Regions from separate parts of the Homo sapiens genome. Here all the other regions are linked to region 3. Evidence: chromatin contacts called from ENCODE POLR2A ChIA-PET data. All regions are on one chromosome and are shown on one strand. The core of a region is the stretch at or near the end of the contact, and the rest is flanking DNA. Distances in the headings are between cores, read along the strand shown.

Region 1 (2,709 bases), core at 143-2,642, about 17 Mb before region 3:
TCGTACCTATGAAGTTATGGTGTTTTATCTGTCTGGAGAACGTCCTAAATTGGTGCAGAGGTCAAGTTTACTGAAGATGAGATCAAGGAGCAAAGAGGTCAGGGTATGGGATAAGTCATGCTCGTAGATATTGAAGTATTTCAGGATTATTGGCTGAAGACCGTGCACCAAGTGTTAACAATTTCAATGAATGACACGGTAGAAATAGGGGTACGGTAGATAAAAAGCCACGAGATAGAGAGGGGTATAATCTGATGGAACCAACTTCCACAGAGGTTTTTTTTTTTTTTTTTTTTTTTTTTGGAAAAGGGTGGCAAATTAGGGATCTAAGAAGGTGACCTCAAAACTTAACCCTGGGATATGTTTAGTGTGGGAGAATAAACTTACAATCTTTTAAGAGAGCAAGGGGCCATGCACTGTGGTTAATGCATGTAATACCAGCACTTTAGGAGGCCGAGGTAGGAGTATAGCTTGAGCCCAGGAGACCAGCCTGGGCAACATAGTGAAATCTCAGCTCTACAAAAAAAAAATTAGCTGGGCGTGGTAGCGCGGACCCGTGGTACCAGCTCCAGCTACACCGGAGACTGAGGCAGGAGGATCGCTTGAGCCTGGGAGTGTCAAGGCTGCAGTGAGCCGTGATCGTGCCCCCGCACTCCAGCCTGAGCGACAGAGCGAGACTTTGTCTCAAAAAAGCCACAAAACCAAAGAAACAAAAAGAACTGCAAGGGAAGTACTGTCTTCAGTGTAGAGCCAAGTTTTACGATTAAATGACATAACACATGCAAGGTCCTTGGTTCCACATAGTGGGCACTCAACGAATATTAGTTCTCGCTAAACAGTCACTTAAATATTTGTAGGCCTTGGCTTTCCCGTTCCTTCCCCGACCTTTTTACTGGGGCTAGGGAAGGTATCCGGTGGCTGGAGGCGCTTCACACTGGGTCGGGTGAGAGCGTGAAGCGAGCCTTTTCCCTAACGTCACGGGAGCAGCTGGGAAGAGACCGAAGAACGAGGGTCACTCTCCCCTGTATACGTGGCATGTCCTTCCTCTGAGACATTTATTCCTCCCACCAACAAACATTAATGGAACGCCTCACAAGTGCTAGACCCCAGCGACACAAACAAGGGCGAGGCACACTCTCTGACTACAAAAAGGGCGCGCGGCCGCGTGGCAGGTCAAAGCCCACATCGGTAGGAGGTTCCACAAAGCTCTGATTTTCCAAGTTCTCTCCATACTTTTAGCCAAGGTAAAATGTCGGAAGTCGAGTGGAGCGGGTACGGAGATTCCTCCAGGACTCTGCCTGCGTGGCTCCACCCTCCCAGGCCGCATTCCCGGGTACAGCGGCGCCCACCTAGGTGGGTATACAAGTGTGCGCCCCTGAGGCCAGCGGGGAAGGACGTCATGGGCGAGGTCAGGCGGGAGGGCGCGGCTGGCTCCGCCCCTGGGGCTCCCATGGCCCCCCGCGCCCCGCGGCCAGATGCTGACGTGTCCTTTCCTTCCCACTACACCTCCCGACATTACCTACTCCGGCTGCCCCGGAAGTCCCGCCCCATATTTAGCCCATCCTTGCAAATCAACTCTTTCAGCGCTTCCTGGAACTCACCACCGTTTTGGGGACCAAGAGGCGGGGCTCCGCGAGCAGGGTGCCTATTGGCCTGAGGGCCGGCGGGCTCTGGGCGCTAATTGGGCGGAGGGCGGTGGCGCTCTGGCACGCTTGCGCGGCGAGTAGAACGTGTGGCGGCGGCGGAGATCGCGTCTCTTTCGCTCCGTGTCCCGCTGCTGCTCCTGTGAGCGCCCGGCGAGTCCGTCCCGTCCACCGTCCGCAGCTGGTAGCCAGCCTGCCCCTCGCCTCGACTCCCTTTCACCAACACCGACACCCACATTGACACCTCCAGTCCGGCCAGCCGCTCCACTCGTTGCCTTTGCATCTCCACACATGGCGTCCTCCGCGCAGAGCGGCGGCTCCTCCGGGGGACCCGCGGTCCCCACCGTGCAGCGGGGCATCATCAAGATGGTGAGAACGGGCCCCGGACACCGACCCCTCTGCCTGCCTTCGGGCGGGAGTCAGGCATTGACTCCACCTTCCGCCAGCCTGCTCCATGTCCCAGATCCCCTTTCCTCTGCCCCCTTCCTCACTTTTCGTCGATTCTCCGAATCCTCTCACTAGACGGAAGCAGACACGGAGTCCCCTTGTTCCTTGCCTCCCGGACACCTTGACATCAGGGGTCACAGTGATTTCCGAGGTTGCGGCATTCGGATCTCCTGTCTGTTTACCAGGACAGATCGATTACTGATTGATTAACAGAGACAATTCGTTGATATCTGTCCTCCCATCCCCCGTCTTTCTGTTCATTTTGACATATGCTGAGTAGTTAGTAGTTTTTCGAGATCCTGACATCGGCTCTTCTCTACTAGTACTTGGCCATCATGAAACTTTTCTGTTCCCACAAACGCTGTTACTTGACTCCCAAGTTTTCTCACTCTGTGGCCCTCTTTTCCTCTCTTTCCCTCCACCTCTTGTGTCGACCTGAAAGCTCCTGATCTTTGTGTACTTTTGACTTCTAAAAGGTTAGGCCGGCAAGAATCTTAGTAATCATCATTGTTCTCCCGTCCCTTAAAGATAAGGAGATAGGCTTGAAGAAGGCAAGTGACTTGCTTAAGGTCACATGGTGGTTTGGGTTGGAGCCATAGCAAGAGCCCAAGTGTTCGGA
Region 2 (2,700 bases), core at 53-2,552, about 17 Mb before region 3:
ACTGGGGCAGGAGGAAAAAAAGCTAGAAAAAAAGAGAAGGCAGAGTGGCTCTGATGGAGGGCAAAGCAACTGCGGACGAAGAGGGGTCTACCTGGTTCACAGCATCCGTGATGATGGTGGTCAGTCTGACAGTATTTGTCCCTTAAAGGCATTTTCAGTGGACTCGACCTACTTTGCTTTCACTGTAAGAAGCTCTTCATTGCGGCGTGGCTGTTGAAAGAAGCACAAACCCGTCACTCGCCCTGAACTTCCTGGGGGGCACTGGCTGCATTTTCCAGATACGTTCCCATCATCAGCTCTCCGCTTTCCCTCCACGGACCCGCACCTCCCTCTCGAAAAGAAAACAGAAAGACGCACAAACCCTCCTGCAGCCCAAACTCCCCACACAGGTTCATCGCCCTACCCGGAAACGCAGCCTCGGGTGCGCAGCGCAGGGCGAAGGCCTGGCCGGCAGCGCGGGCGGCTGCGGCCTCGCCGTCCCGGGCGGGCGCGCGGAAACGGAGCGCAGAGCGCGGCGGGCACCGCCGGGCTCCGGGACTACGGAGGTGCCGCTCCCGCCGGCTGCTGGCCCACGCCGCGCCCTCCCGCTACGCACGTGCGTTGGGGTCTCCCTGGCGGAGACCCCGTCCCCACAACCAAGTGCGCCCAACTTACTCAACTCTTAGGGCGGGCCGGCGGGCGGGCGGAAGGAAGGAAGGCAGGCCGGGCGGCCGCGGGGACAGCCTGGCGTGGGAGGCGGCTGCGGGCCCCACCTGGCGCAGCCTCCGCTGACCACGCGGGGGAACCCGGACTCGGGCCCGACGCGCTCCCAAAGAGTCCCCGCCGGCGCTGACGCGGAAGCGCCACAGCTCACCACGTCCCTCCGCGGGCCGAGACGACTGCGGCGGCGGCTCACGGCGTCCTCCGCGCTGTGTGGCTAGGCGGGAGGCGCGCGGGCGGAGGCAGTTGACAGGAGGAACCGCCCGGCAGCAGCTGCCGCCGCCACCACCGAAGGAGCCGGAACCGGAGCGGGCAGGACCTGAGGCTTCCCTCGCCGGGGCAACGGCTGCCGCCGCAACCCGGGTCCCACCAGCGCCGCTCCACCTGCAACGGTCCCTCAGGCTTTAGGAGAGGGGCGGAGAAAAATGGGGGTCTCCCCCAACCTTGGGCCTTTTCGGTGGTAGTTGTTGTTTCAGGAAACTTTATTAAGTCAGCCTCTCTTTTACTCTGTCGCCCCCTCCTCCGGAGAGCCCGAGCTACCGCCGCGGAGCGCGTAGGAAGGGGGAAGCAGAGACTCTCCGGCAGCGACAGGGAGCGACTGACTGACCCCGGACGGAGATGGGGCGAGGGCAGGAAGTGACAAGCTCACCGAGTGGGTGGGGGGAGTGTGGCCGGCACGCCCGGGAGCGCCGCGCGCATGCGCCCGGCCGGCGCCCCCGCCTGTGGGTAGGCGACGCGCTGTGCCCGCCGCGGCCGGTGGGGAGGGGACCGGGGCCGCCGGCGCGAGGGCCGTGTCCGAGGGGAGGGAACCGGGGCGGGGGACACCAGGGCCGCGGCCGGAGTCTCGGGCCGACCGAGAGCCGAAGCCCAAAGTGAGGTGTGAGGCCCGCGATGCGGCGTGCGCGCCCACGGAGACGGGCTGCTCGGCCACCAAACTGTTGCTCTCGCTGTTCTCTGTTCAGTGGAACTGAAACTCGGGGAGGGTTGGGAGAGGACTTAGGAAGCGGTGGGCAGATGTATGAGCCATAAGTAGTGATGATCCCCAAAAGGCTGTCAGTGCATTGCTAAATGGCAAAAGTTGAACATTTTTTTCCTGCCAACAATTTTCGAAGCATGCCTCCCGGAACTTGGGGATTCTTTTATCAGGCCCAAGGGAGGGAAAGCATCTATTGGTAGCAGATGGGTATTTATCCTGGCAGCTCCGCTTCTCAAACTTGAAAGTGGAGTTGGGTCACGTGGGCTCACGCACTTTCCCTCCTCTTCTGCGCCCCGATCCTGCTTGGAAAATCCTCGAAGATCCCAGTCATCTGTCAAATTCTGCCAACCAAGGGCCGCTTCTTGGGGGCGAGAGAGCCGCCTCCGTTGTTTCCTCCCAGCTCCTGGAACGTAATTCTTGCTCTTGGTGACATCAAGCAAATATGTGTCCACCGCCCGTCAGGAAATTTTAAGAGAATAAAGCCCATTCGCCTTGTCTCCGATCCTCCCCAAGATCCACTGAAAACCTTTCCAGTTGGTCCAACTTAAGCTGCCATTGTGCGGGGTCCTGAAAAAACTGAAGTTCAGTAGATAGACTTTGTTTAGAAGAGAAAAAGTTCAGTTTTCAAAATCCAAAGGAAAGTTTGTAAATTGATACATTTGTTACTTTAAAAATGTTGGGCCAGGCGCAGTGGCTGGTGTTTGTAATCCCAGCACTTCGGGAGGTCAAAGCGGGAGGATCGCTTAAGCCCAGGAGTTAGAGACCAGCCTGGCAACATGGCAAAACGCCCTCTCAACCAAATAAAAAAAAATTAGCCGGGCAGGATGGCGCGTGCCTGTGGTCCCAGCTACGGGAGAGGCGGGGGCGGGGGGCGGGATGGCTTGGGTCCAGGAGGTGAAGCGTTTGCATTAGGTCTCCGGGGATTGCAGCAGCTTGATTCTAGGGGATGACAAGAAAGGGATAGAAACGTGATCTTTAACTAGTCACATAAGTGGTATGATCATATATATCTGTCCCATAGTTAA
Region 3 (2,700 bases), core at 1-2,500:
GCCAGCCCATTCACCAGATGAGGCAAAAACCCAAGATAAATATCTGAGCAAGTCACGTAGACTGGGGCCCCCGAGCCCCAATACCAAGCGCCCCTTTATAAGCTCTTACATTTTGTCCAAATTTGAAATGGTTTCGTTAAGGCAGAAGCTTGGACTACTTCCCCATTGCTAGCTTTGGAAAGTAGTCACTTTCCTTTCCGGGCCCTTCGTCCTTGTTGATTGGCTCTGCAAGCAGCGAGCAGCCCAGCCTGAACTCGGTTACACAGTAATTTCAAATCTTAGAAGAATAAAATATCCTGAGTGTTATATAGATTTAAAACACTTGATATAATCATTTGCCAATCTTTTATTAGATAAGCTCGGGGCACTTTCAATGGATTAAAAATGCATCACGGTCAGGCAACGATGACCGTCCTTAATGCCTGCAATGTCTAATGTTCCGCTATGTTCCAGATTTGTTCGCGCTGTTGGTGGAGGCGCAACAGCCGGGAAGCGCTTACTGGGCTCCACACGGACTACACACACTGTATCTTGTCATTTCGTCCTCACAGCAAGGACTGATACGTAAGCTCATTTTTCAGATGAGGAAAATGAGACCGGCGAGAGGCTGATATGCTTAGCGGTACAGAGCTAGGAAATCAGGGACAGAACCCAGGCTGGAAGTCACGCTGGCTCTAGAGCCCCGTCCTTTCGACCTGTTCCCGTCGCTGGGGAGGGGCACGTCAGTGACACTAAACCGTGGAAAGAAATACAGTACCAGTGGAAAGCAGGGGCTCCAACGGGGTAAAGGCATGCTCCATAACGGATTATTGGCCTCTGCATTAAAAAAAAAAAAGTGAAGTTAGACTCTCAGTTTTAATTAAACATCGCGCAGAACCAACAGCACGGGAGCCGCCTGAACCTGGCACTCGGCAGCGGCGCGCTCCGGGACCCAGGAGCCAGCTGAGCTGCGGCGCAGCACCCGGCGCTGGGGACCCGCCACGGCTCGCCTACAGCACCGCCGCGGGCGGGGGCCCCCGGAGACCGGCCGCGCGGGCCGCTATGAGGTCCGAGGGGTTGCCCCTGCCGCCTCTCTCCGCGAACCCATCACCATCCGGGAACCTGGGGAGCGAGAGGCGGCCGCCCCCTTCCGCGGCCCGCGCGCCCGGCAGCAGTCGCACTTACACAATGGCTGGTAGGAGCCACAGACTGGAGATCGCAGGCTGCGGGAGCTACGGCGATCGACCGCTCGGCGCTCGGCTGAGGAGCCTTGGCGCGCGGTCCTCGCTCGCAGGTTTTAGCCCCCGGGACGCGAGGTGGCCCCGCCCGCTTCCGGGAGCCGGAGGCAAGTGGGAGCCGCGCCCTGTGCTCTGCGTCCGGCACTACCCACCTCAAGTCTCCAAGGCTTCGTTTTCTGGGCTGGTTCTGCTAGCTGTAGTACTGCTGCCGGGCCCTCTGCACTCAGCTTTAACAAGGAGGCCATTTGCTTCAAACTAAGTGGCGAATTCCCTATCACCCATGCTTGACCTAGCTTCCAAGCCAAACTTACTTTCCACTGTGCTGCTTCTAGTCCTGCTACCGGTGTCCTCCCTGAGCCGTCGGGTTAAAAGCTTTCCTTCCTGGCCGGGTGCGGTGACTCACGCCTGTAATCCCAGCAGTTTGGGAGGCCGAGGCGGACGGATCATGAGGTCAGAAGTTCGAGACCAGCCTGGCCAGCATGGTGAAACCTCGTCTCTACTAAAAATACAAAAAATTAGCCGGGCATGGTGGCGCGCGCCTGTAGGCCCAGCTACTCGGGAGGCCGAGGCAGGAGAATCGCTTGAACCCGGGAGGCCGGAGGTTGCAGTGAGCCAAGATCACACCAGTGCACTCCAGTCTGGGCGACAAAGCGAGACTCCATCTCAAAGAAAAAAAAAAAGCTTTCTTTAGGGAACACTCCGTTAAGAGCTTTCCTTACTTTGCTTTGTGGAAACAGAATGTTTTTGTTGGAAGAAACTTTAAGCCACCTATCTGCAGCTGCAGAGCGTCACTGTTGCAATACAGGCTTTTCCAATAGTGAGCGAACCTAATCTCCCTCTACCCTCTTAAGGTTTCCACCTGGGCCTAAGAGGTTAAATTGACTTAAGACAGTTTAACAGGGGAAAAGCTTACAGCTATGTGCATGGGAGTCCACAAGAAAAGACCCAAAGAAGGAGGAAGCCTAAATGCTTATATACGGGTTTAGCTACAACAAATTTCAAAAGTCCATGTTTAAATATGACCTTAATGAACCTAAAAGACAATTGGGGTACAAGGAAACTATCTGCACATGTAATAGACAAGTGGTTGCCATGTGTTTATCCTATGAAGAGCTGTTACCAGTTGATGTGTCCAGGTTCTTGGCGTCTTGAACAAAGAATTGGACAAAACGCACAAAGCAAGGAAAGAATGAAGCAAAAACAGAGATTTATTGAAGATGAAAGTACACCCCATAGGTTGGGAGCGCCCGAGGATAGGGGCTCAAGAGTGCCGTTAGAGAATGTTCTGGGGTTTAAATGCCAGCTAGAGGTTTCCATTGGTTACTTGGCTTATGCCCTATGTAAATGAAGAGGATGAAGTAAATTTTAAAGTCATTTACTGGATATAAGCCCTGTGTAAATGGAGAGGATGTTTCCTGTCATTGCTGAAGTACTGCAATTTGATTTAGTTCCAGGAAGTCAGCATGAATCGGCCTTAACATTC

What was found. ChIA-PET counts read pairs that join two places held with the same protein, here RNA polymerase II (POLR2A).
Region 1: POLR2A ChIA-PET joins it to region 3 with 10 read pairs in CD8-positive, alpha-beta memory T cell. The contact joins the promoter of SND1-DT here to the promoter of TPK1 in region 3. POLR2A ChIA-PET finds 5 or more read pairs at or near these places in 2 of 52 experiments (CD8-positive, alpha-beta memory T cell and activated CD8-positive, alpha-beta memory T cell).
Region 2: POLR2A ChIA-PET joins it to region 3 with 12 read pairs in T-cell. The contact joins the promoter of ZNF800 here to the promoter of TPK1 in region 3. POLR2A ChIA-PET finds 5 or more read pairs at or near these places in 2 of 52 experiments (T-cell and activated naive CD8-positive, alpha-beta T cell).

What each region holds. Positions count from the first base shown.
Region 1 is chr7:127,650,440-127,653,148 of GRCh38, forward strand. SND1-DT (SND1 divergent transcript) reads right to left here and starts at 1,393. Exons shown (of 2, transcript NR_186577.1): 1 at 1,234-1,393. It overlaps SND1 (staphylococcal nuclease and tudor domain containing 1), which reads left to right and starts at 1,755. Exons shown (of 24, transcript NM_014390.4): 1 at 1,755-2,012. The coding sequence starts at 1,935. RefSeq lists a silencer at 1,304-1,553 and enhancers at 1,351-1,969, 1,794-1,973.
Region 2 is chr7:127,391,406-127,394,105 of GRCh38, forward strand. It overlaps ZNF800 (zinc finger protein 800), which reads right to left and starts at 1,303. Exons shown (of 6, transcript NM_176814.5): 1 at 655-1,303; 2 at 92-210. The coding sequence starts at 152. RefSeq lists silencers at 463-862, 1,263-1,662 and enhancers at 758-1,258, 1,103-1,232, 1,973-2,102.
Region 3 is chr7:144,834,803-144,837,502 of GRCh38, forward strand. It overlaps TPK1 (thiamin pyrophosphokinase 1), which reads right to left and starts at 1,251. Exons shown (of 9, transcript NM_022445.4): 1 at 1,165-1,251; 2 at 758-816. The coding sequence starts at 800. RefSeq lists a silencer at 992-1,091 and an enhancer at 1,392-1,461.